Regions from separate parts of the Homo sapiens genome. Here region 2 is linked to region 1. A link is a loop called in an ENCODE intact Hi-C map of the cell type or tissue named here. Cell type or tissue: breast epithelium. All regions are shown on one strand. Each heading gives the region's core, and the rest is flanking DNA. Links, peaks and the distances in the headings are about the cores only.

Region 1 (5,397 bases), core at 166-5,165:
TAATATCCAGAATCGATAAAAAACTTAAACAAATTTACAAGAAAAAAACAACCCCATCAAAAAGTGGGCAAAGGATATGAACAGACACTTCTCAAAAGAAGACGTTTATGCAGCCAAAAAACATATGAAAAAAAGCTCATCATCACTGGTCATTAGAGAAATGCAAATCAAAACCACAATGAGATACCACCTCATGCCCGTTAGAATGGCGATCATTAAAAAGTCAGGAAACAACAGATGCTGTAGAGGATGTGGAGAAATAGGAACACTTTTACACTGTTGGTGGGAGTATAAATTGGTTCAACCACCGTGGAAGACAATGTGGCGATTCCTTAAGGATCTAGAACCAGAAATACCATTTGACCCAGCCATCCCATTACTGGGTATATACCCAAAGGATTATAAATCATTCCACTATAAAGACACGTGCACAAGTATGTTTATTGCGGCACTGCTCACAATAGCAAAGACTTGGAACCAACCCAAATCCCCACCAATGATAGAATGGATAGAGAAAATGTGGCACATATACACCAGGGAATACTATGCAGCCATAAAACTGATGAGTTCATGTCCTTTGCAGGGACGTGGATGAAGCTGGAAACCATCATTCTTAGCAAACTAACACAAGAACAGAAAACCAAACACCACATGTTCTCACTTACAGGTAGGAGTTGAACAATGAGAACACATGGACATGGGGAGGGGAACATCACACACCAGGGTCTGTTGGGGGTTGGGGGGCTACAGGAGGGATAGCATTAGGAGAAATACCTAATGTAGATGATGGGTTGATCGGTATAGCAAACCACCATGGCACATGTATACTTATGTAACAAACCTGCATGTTCTACACATGTGCCTCAGAACTTAAAGTATAATAATAATAAAAAAATTAGGCTGAATAGCCTGATAAGTACACCACCATTTTAATTTTTTTAAAAAACAGGTGGCACCCAACTTTCTTAAATGTGTTTATTAGGTATAAATCTGCCTTCCCTAGTTTGGACAGATTTCCTCAAAACTTTTTGAAGGATTTTGCACTGATAAAACCTCTTATACTCAGTAAACAATTGATTTAGACATTGCTAAAATATTAAACTGACCACTTTTCACTTGTTCTTCTCTGTCCTTTGCTAAATAACACAGTAATATATGTGTGTTATTCTCTGTTAGCTCTGAGCTAAAACTCAGAAGGAAGCAATGCCAAGAACTGTGATTACAGATTCCAAGTGAAGAGGCCACTATTGTCAAACATTTCTTCCTTGACTGGGAAAGATGAGAAGTCTATCCTGTTTAATATAATCACTCAAGTGATACTACACTGGATAATGAAAAATTGCACTTTATTTGGAATCAGAACATCTACCCATATTAACAGGAGCAAGAGCTATCTTTCTAGGACAGAAACTTGGAGCAACCTTCAGGTATTCAGCAACATTACCTGTGCAGATGTTGACAATACAGTCAAAGCTACCTGGCATTTATGAAAATCAAAATTGATTTTGTACTAAACCAAGAGCCTACGAAGACTTCACTTCAATGGATGATTTCTTTTGATTAGCTATATCGTTAGTTTTGGGAGTATGGGAGGTGATTAGCTTTGCTCAAGGAAGACGAATCCCTATTGTGAAAGGACAAGGAGCCTTTCCTCCTTTTGGCTGTGACACCAATCAGCTCTAATGTGAACTGTCATTCTTCAGTGCCCTGTAATTTTCCTAAAAGCCTCAGATTGGAAAATGCTGCTCAAACTGACAGCTTCTTTCTCTCCTTGTGTACTTGCACAGCAGGCAGATGTAGAAGTGACAGAAATGTGTCCTGTTTCATTACTTAATCTTTTTGATGGATATTGTGCTCAAAGAGCCTATCTCCTTATTCTACAGTTAGAGAAAGGCCCTCTTTGCTGTCATGGTTACATGTCAGTAGTGGAATTTTAAATAAAAATACATTGAAGTTGGTGAGAGCTTTTCTGCAATCTCCGTCTAATAGTGTCCCTGTCATTGATAGCTCTGCAGAAGGAAGTCTGTGTCTATTTCGAAGTGTTCAAACCAGTTTTCATAAAGCGATTAAGAAGTCGTTGGATGATCATGAAATGTATAAACTTCAATTGTTTGAGAATAAAATTGTCTTTATTCATTGTCTTCAGTTAGTATCTTATTTTTTGTTATTCTTCAGAAAATATTAACTATTTCAGTAACTATTTCCCCAGGGAGCTCAATTAATTCTCGTTTATTATTATTTTAAACCCTAAGTTTTTTTACAAAAATGTGGCATTCACTGAAACAGCATTCTATATACTGTTAACCAATTTACCCTATCATTTTTTTGTATAACACTATCTCTTAGACAACTTGCTCTAGTTACTATCTAAAATTCAATGAAGATAAACTTCACCTTATGTTTAACAGACATAAAATTACAGTCAATTTTGACATGATGAGTCTAATCATATTTCTGTTTAGGTTAATATTTTTTAATTAATTTATTTGAAAGCATGCAGCATGGCAAAATTATCTTGAAGTATTTCTGAAGTTATGCTTATTGCATCACCTGTAACTTAGTATTCAGCATTTATAAACTACTATTAAGCACTCACAATATTCAAACTTTTAGTACTGTCCATCAAGTTCCTTTGAAAATGAACACATTAATCCAATTTTAGACAGGAAAAAGTGAAGGAGAAAGATTTTGGAAAGTTGTAGGTTCCAGTAAGTGTTTATATTGTAAATACTCCTGTTTATATTTGTGTTTATATTGTAAATATATGTGTTTATATTGTAAATAGTTCTGTTTATATTTTCACTGTAATGACTGTAGCATTTTATTTTGAAAAATGAAGTTTCTGAGAAGAAAAAGTAATATGAGTCCAATGATAACTATTGCTCCTTTGCAAATAGACTATATAGCTATATTATGGTAAGTATATTGCAATATTAAGAATTTATGCTTTTGCTTGAGCCACATAAAATACAGTTAAAAAAGAATATAGCTTCGGTGATCTAATAAACAAAATCTTCCAAACTTGAATGCAGATAAGTATTTTTTTGCAAAAATGGCAAACACTTCCAGATAATTATTTACACTTTTACTTTTAATTTTTTAATTTTTAAAGATAATGTTATATTCTGTTTTTTTGGTGGTTAAGACATCTTATTTGTGTGAGAGATGTGTCCTGACCAACCTGGGTAGTAATTATATAATTCAGCTAGTCCTAACAATGTGTGTTACAGACTTCCAGTGGTCAGAGCCCCGTTTCCCTAGATTTTATGAATATACATATGTTTGGAATGCTGAGACATGCCAGTCAGTCTTGATTACTTTGATCAGCCTCCTTCTGTTTCTTGTGGAGGGGTGGGTAAATTGGAGTGGGGAGAGAGGCATTTTTTCAACAACTTCCATAAGCTTCAAATTAAGACACATTGCCTTCTCTCTTTAATAGACTTCTTGTAAGGGTAATCAATGAGCTAGATTCTGACCTATGGATTACTCTGTAAAACAGATAGGAGTGTGTGTGTGTGTGTGTGTGTGTGTGTGTGTTAAACATCAGCACTTTGGAAGGCTAAGGCGGGAGGAAGGCTTGAAGCCAGGAGTTCAAGACCAGCCTGGGCAACAATGCAAGACCACCTCTCTACAAAAAATAAAATAATTGCAGTTATGGTGGTGCACACCTGTAGTGCCAGCTATTCAGGAGGCTGAGGTAAGAGGAAAGCTTAAGCCCAGGAGTTCAAGGCTGCAGTGAGCATGATAGTGCCACTGCATTCCAGCTGGGGTAACAGAACCGGACCCTGTCTTCAAGGAAACAAAAAACAAACCTCATAAGACATTGTTATAACTGGTTTATGTGGTTAATATTTATTTAGTTTACCCACCTGTTTACAATTTCATTATTTTTTACTCCATCCTGCATCTCTAAGATTCATTTAAAAACATGTTCTTCTACTTGGAGATCATTCTTTAGTACTTGTTTTAATGCAGTTTTGCAGGTGATAGATTCTCTATTTTTTCTATGGCATGAAGATATTTTGTTTAATTCTGAATGATATTTTCAATGGCATAAAAATCAATTACTTCCTTTCAACCCATTGAGGAGATAATTATATTTTTGTCTGATAAGAAGTCCACTCTTGATCTAATTACTGCTCTTTGAAAATGGTGTATCTGGCCAGGTGCAGTGGTTCACACCTGTAATCCCAGCACTTTGGGAGGCTGAGGCGGGTGGATCATGAGGTCAGGAGATCGAGACCATCCTGGCTAACACGGTGAAACCCCATCTCTACTAAAAATACAAAAAATTAGCTGGGTATGGTGGCACACACCTATAGTCCCAGCTACTCAGGAGGCTGAGGCAGGAGACTCACTTGAACCCAGGAGGTGGAGGTTGCAGTGAGCTGAGACAGTGCCACTGCACTCCAGCCTGAGTGACAGAGCGAGACTGTCTCAAAAAAAAAAAAAAAAAAAAAAGAAAAGAAAACAGTATATATTTTTCTCTAGCTAATTTTAAGATTATGTCTTTACATTTGATTATTTCTGGTTTCTGTTACGATATGTGTAGGTGTGGATTTCCTTGCATTTGTTATGCTTGGACTGCTTTAAATCTGTGGATGATGTCTTTCATCACATTTGGAATATTCACAGTCGTCATCTTCCCAAATATTGCTTGTACAATATCCTCTCTCTTTCCTTTTCTTCTGGGTCTGGAGATAAATGTATGTTTGCCCTTTTCACTGTATTATCCATGCCTCTTATTACCTCTCTTTGGTGCATTTCATTCATTTGTTTTTCTGTTCTTTAATCTAGATTATTTCTCCTGACCTACCTCTCAGTTTACTGATTCTCTTTTTAGCTATGCCTAACTAGTTGTTATACTCATCCATGAAGTTCTAAATTTTAGTTGTTAGAACTTTGCACCCTATAATTTCTATTTTGTTCATTTTCATCTCCTTTTTTAAAAAAAATATGCTAGGCATTTTTTAATATTTCAGTTTTCTTTTGAACTCATTGAATATGACCAACATAGTTATTTTTAAAGTCTGTTTAAAGTCTGTATCTATTAGTTCAAACATATGGACCAACCTCAATTGGTATGATTAATTGTCTATTGTTTCTGCTGATTTATATTCATCTTTTCTTTTTGTGTACCTGGTTATTATAAATGGGATCCAGGCATTTTATTTGGAAAAGTGCTTATAGAAATAATTTGAGGTTTGGGTAATGTGATTTTTTTCTGAAAAATATTTTGTTTGCTTCTACCATGCACCTTTGGGCACTGTAATCTCTAATCTGGTATTACCTTAATTCAATTTCAAAATTTTATCAAACTCCATGACTTGATATTGGGCCATAGTCCATATCGGGGATAGTTCACTTCTGATTTAGCCTTACTTCTAGAGTTAAGCC
Region 2 (5,397 bases), core at 153-5,152, 280 kb after region 1:
AGCACTTTGGGAAGCCGAGGCGGGCGGATCACGAGGTCAGGAGATCGAGACCATCTTGGCTAACACGGTGAAACCCCATCTCTACTAAGAATACAAAAAATTAGCCGGGCGCAAGGTGGCAGGTGCCTGTAGTCCCAGCTACTCGGGAGGCTGAGGCAGGAGAATGGCGTGAACCCGGGAGGCGGAGCTTGCAGTGAGCCGAGATTGCGCCACTGCAGTCCAGCCTGGGTGACAGAGCGAGACTCCGTCTCAAAAAAATAAATAAATAAATAAATAATAATAATAATAATAATAAAATAAAGAAAAAATTTCTTTCTCAGAACTGGGATCTTCATTGTAATTAAAAGCATGTTAAGCAGGCACGTGATAACCAGCACTGCCACATATTCTCTGCCACAATCATCTAATAATCGTCCATTTACATGAAGAGCAAAACAGGCAACAAGAGAGAAAGCGGTATTTGAAGGCTGAAAAAAGAAAACAACATAGTTTGTCTCTTCTAATGAGTATTTCTGTTGGGGGAGTACACAAAAGGAAAATGGAGGATCAAAATAATTTGAAAGTTACAGAAGAAAGCAATTGAGTTAAAAACAAAAATGAAAAAATGGATATATTGATTAGCTTGATTGCAGCAATTATTTCACTATATGCATATATCAAAACATCATGTACACTTAAATATATGCAACTTTTTCTTATATCTCAACAAAGCTGCAAAAATACTAAAGCAATGACACTAAAAGTGGAATAAAAAAGAATAAACAATAAAGTAATATATTTTTAAAGTAAAAATATTATTTAGAGTATGTTTTAGAGGAGTCAGCAGTATTGTTCTATCAAAAATGCTCTTAGTAAATATCATTATATTTTCAATTCTCATCTCTTCCCAGCCTGTTTTGTGAATCTCCATTTTTGCTGTGTCTTCTGATTTTTTCACTAGCTCTTACTTGTATTCTCTATCACTTTAGTCTAACAGCTTCAAATTTAATTAACTGCTGATTGTTCCTGAAGATATGCTAAGGTAAGGGTTTCTACAACTTTTTTTTTTTTTTTTTTTTTCAGTTTGCTGAGTGAATGAGAACTGGCTGTTATGGTTCCTCAGTTCCTGGGTAACTGTGAAATCTCAAAAGCTTTAGTAGCAGTACACTATTAACAGCTAATATTTTTAACGCCAAGACTATGTGCCATCTCAAAAATTATGTGAGAGTTTATTTTATGAGGCTTAGCAAAATTAACTTGCCCAAGTTCACACATCCAGTCAATGTCAGATATGAGACTTAAACCCAGAGATGTCCAGCTCTAAAGTTTACGAGAGAAAACATCAATGTGTCTGTTATTTATTGATATTGCCGTAACACACAATTTACTCCTGTAAAAGCATGTGAAATGCATTCTGTTTTTCATATTGTTAATTTCAGCTGAAATAACACTTTTATATATATATGTTACAGAATAGGGGATATTTGCAGCCAGAAGGAATAACTTCCTACTCCCTAACATTGTGTTTTAACTGTTATAACCTATTATTGTTTCCAAAACTCTTCTGATTTCTTTATTCTCTTTTTTTGCTGCTCTGATCCTTAGATTTGCTCAGGTGATTATCAGAATTTCAAAATTATATCACTAAAGCTTTTATAATGCTTAAGAAAGACAGAAGTATATGTCTCAATCTTTTCAAGCTGCTATGACAAAAGATCATAAATTGGGTGGCTTATAAACAACAGATACTTATTTTTCACAGGTCTAGGGACTGGGAAGTCCAAGATCAAGACACCAGCATTGGGTATCTGGTGAGGACTCACTTCCTAGATGGCCATCTTTTCACTGTAGCCTCACCTGGCAAAGGTGTGAGGGATTTCTTTCAGGCCTCTTTTATAAGAGCAGTAATCACATTCATGAGGCCTCTGCCTCCTATAACCTAATCACACCCAAAGACATCACCCCCCACCTCCTAATACCATCCCCTTAAGGATAGGATTTCAACATATTAATCTGGCAGGAGAAACAATAATTCAGACCTTAGCAGATAAAATAAATTAAGTAATGTAGAATGAAAAAGAAAAATTTTTTTTCTTTTTTTCTTTTTTCTTTTTTTTGACAGAGTCTTGCTCTATTGCCTATGCTGGAGTGCAGTGGTACGATCTCCGCTCCCTTCAACCTCCACCTCCCACGTTCAAGCAATTCTCCTGCCTCAGCCTCCCAAGTAGCTGGAATTACAGGTGCCCACCACCATGCCCGGCTAATTTTTTGTGTTTTTAGTAGAGATGGGGTTTCTCCATGTTGGCCAGGGTAGTCTCGAACTCCTGACCTCAGGTGATCCACCCACCTCAGCCTCCCAAAGTGCTGGGACTGCAGGCATGAGCCACCTCACCCAGCCTAGATGTTTTCCTTAAAAATCTCAATATTCTAGACCAAATGTTATTCATAAAATAATACTCCAGGGAATTAGGGGAAAATAAATTATACAGTGATTACTTAGACTGAGTGATCTATATATATTATGCCCCATTTATATTGTATAAACAAACAATTTTTAAGAGCTATTTGGGTTTCCAAGACTAAGTAATTAAAATGGCAATTGTCATAATACTGTTACTTATTAATCTAATAAATGATTATCCCACTTGGCACTCCAAATATGTCAAATTGAAAATAGCTTCCTGGCCAAATAAGAATATATACAACTTTCACTAAAATGATTACAAAAGTATATTTTTTCATAGCATTAAAGTAAGTATCATATATATTTCTAACCTGAATAATGTACAAAGATAAATTGTTCTGATAATATTACTGGCCTCAAGTTGTATAACCAGCCAAAGCCTCTGATACTTAGTATCTCTATTGCTTTCCTAGAGATCAAGATTCCAAAAAAATCCAAAGAACGGGGTTTACAGAAGAAGACTGAGTATTGTCTGACCTCAAGCTTACGGGATGCCAGAACAGGTAAGTGAATTTGTAAAAATAAATAACAGGCTTGGTATTTCTAGAAAGAAATAATAAACAACAACACCTAGTTCAATGTGGTAAGGGGAAGATATTTTTTAAATGATAGGACATATCTGAGACTCGATAGTTAAAAAATGAAAATAAAAATACATGATGTGGTAAAACTGGCTTTCCAGTTTGAAAAAAGAAAGAAATAGAACATTCTATTTTCTCACATCTTTCTCCAAAATAATTTCCAGGTAGATAAAAAAATCACAAGAAAAAACAGCTTATGGATAAACATTAGTATATATTGGAGGAAGGTCTTCCTTACCATGAGATACCATGTCAAATCCAAAAGAAAAATATTGTTGAATTTAACTCCCAGAAGTGATTTAAAATTAATAAATAAATAATTAAAATAATAATAATAGGCAAAGCTAAAAGTAAAAAAATAAATCTGTATATTTGCATTAATATGATAGAGGATTAGCTCCAATAAAAATGGTTTCAATAATAGATGGACTGGACAGTAAAAAAAAAAAAAAAAAAAGATACTAACAGGCAGTTTCAAATAATTAGAAATGCAAATGGTTAAAAATCACATGAAATGATAGAAATGCAACTTCAGACTTGAGGATGCTGTTTTTCACTTATCATATTAGTAAGTATCTTACAAAACATTAAAAATATCCTGAATTCATAAGGGCATGATGAGACAGGGTTCCCACATGCTATTGATAAGAATATGAATAGGTACAACCAGATTTGTAGGGTAAGTAGGCAGTATCAACTAAAAGTTTAAGTGTGCATATCGTTTAACCCAACAATTCTACTTCTAGGTATTTATCCTAAAATGTTTACAGTATAAATATGTAATGTGTAATGACCATGTATCTAGTCCAGCAATTTGATTGCAGCATTATATGCAAAGCAAATGTGTAAACTAATCTAAACATACATACTTAGGAGATTGCTTAGATAAGCTATTGTACATATAGCTTTTTAAAAATTGAGTAATTTTATATATATTACCATAGAAAAATATCCGTGATAATTTAAGTGAAAAAAAGTAAGTGAAAAGTAATGTTTTAAGTGAAAAAAGCAAGCCGTAGACTAACATGTCTAGTACATTTGTTTAGAATAATCCTATCTATAACATGTTTATATATGTGTGTATATTATGTATAATTTTATGTATGTATCTATGTTACACAATATTGAATTTGTTATAGAATTATATATTTATTATTACAATTGATAATAGAATAGATGGATGGATAGATAGATCAATAGATCTGATTTTCTTCCTCTTCGTCTCCTATTTCCATTTCTCACTTCTTTGGTAAGGTATCCTTTCTTATTTAGAATGGTGACACTTCAAAGCTATGCTAGAGAGCTGGTTAATATGAGCAAGAGAAAGGTGTGTAAAAGCTTCCATTGTGAAAAACCGAAAAGGTCCCCCAAGGAGGACCTCCCAGGACCTTCCAGGAGAGAGCCAGGCACCAGTGTCATTACCTTGAGAGCCTTCCAGAAGGGAGGGAGTCCTCCATAGTCTGGGACAGACAGGGAAGTATCTGGAGTGGGGAGTGGAGAAGGAAAGAAACTGGAATGAGAAAGGCCTTCCAAAGTCCATTGCAGGCAGACTCTGAATGGACTAAGGGCAACAACTTGAGAAAAATGAAGAATTACTTTGTAGTTGTTTGTTCCATATTCTATTTGTATTATCAGTGGACGAATAGTAAGAGAGTTATCTTTCTTCCTCTTTCTGGTAATGGAGTATACCTCACACTTTTCCAGATGTTGTTACAGGAAGCACTAGGGATATTTATCAGAAGATTCTGAGATTATGCTCTGAATTGTTAAATCCTAGGAAACAGAATGGGGATGAATGTAAAACATTTTTCTACTTCATTCAGTTCTAAATTTTTCAGTTTTTTAGAATTAAAACATAAATTACTAGAAAAAAACTATTATCAATCTTTTTTTCTGTTCCTGTTTTTCCTTAGGCAAAGCATCTCAGAAAGATAAAGATTTGGTTTCCACCATTTAATTATTTTCATTCATCTTTAGTAGAAGAGGATGTAGGAATCAACACATATTTATAAAGCATGTGTTATGTGAATATAGCATTCTGCTCTAGAACATGAAGAAAAAAAAAGATGTTGAGCTTTGATTTTGGGAAACCAGACTACACACATGAAAAGTGATTAATGTAAAGCAGAAGTTACATACCTAGAAATAGTAAGCTTTATGGGTGATAAGATATGACGTGAAGTAACTACGGTCAGAGAGAGAGATTCATATAACCAAGAAAAAGATAGTCAAGTCACTACTCTAAGCCAAAATCCATTAGTAAGCTTTGAGTATGTGGTGTCAGCAATGTGTTTAGAAGTTAGCTAACAGAGACTGAAAGAATTATGAGAAAACATGAGTCTAAATTGGAGGCATGTGAAGAGCCTTGAGAAA

The links. Hi-C counts contacts between places; a loop is a spot of excess contacts. Peaks named below come from ENCODE experiments on the same cell type or tissue, not always from the same donor. Only the 100,000 strongest peaks of a DNase experiment are listed, where the experiment ranks them.
Region 2: it touches region 1 in a loop (16-fold over the local background); 2 of 110 quality-filtered maps call a loop at or near these places.

The regions. Positions count from the first base shown.
Region 1 is chr7:97,569,614-97,575,010 of GRCh38, reverse strand. No RefSeq gene overlaps it. Among named protein-coding and RNA genes, the nearest start is that of TAC1, 160 kb to the left of the region's middle. In breast epithelium, for the core only: no CTCF peak of the experiment used is centred there; no DNase peak of the experiment used is centred there.
Region 2 is chr7:97,284,667-97,290,063 of GRCh38, reverse strand. LOC107986826 (a long non-coding RNA gene) reads left to right here and starts at 960. Exons shown (of 3, transcript XR_001745292.1): 1 at 960-1,021; 2 at 2,857-2,946. In breast epithelium, for the core only: no CTCF peak of the experiment used is centred there; no DNase peak of the experiment used is centred there.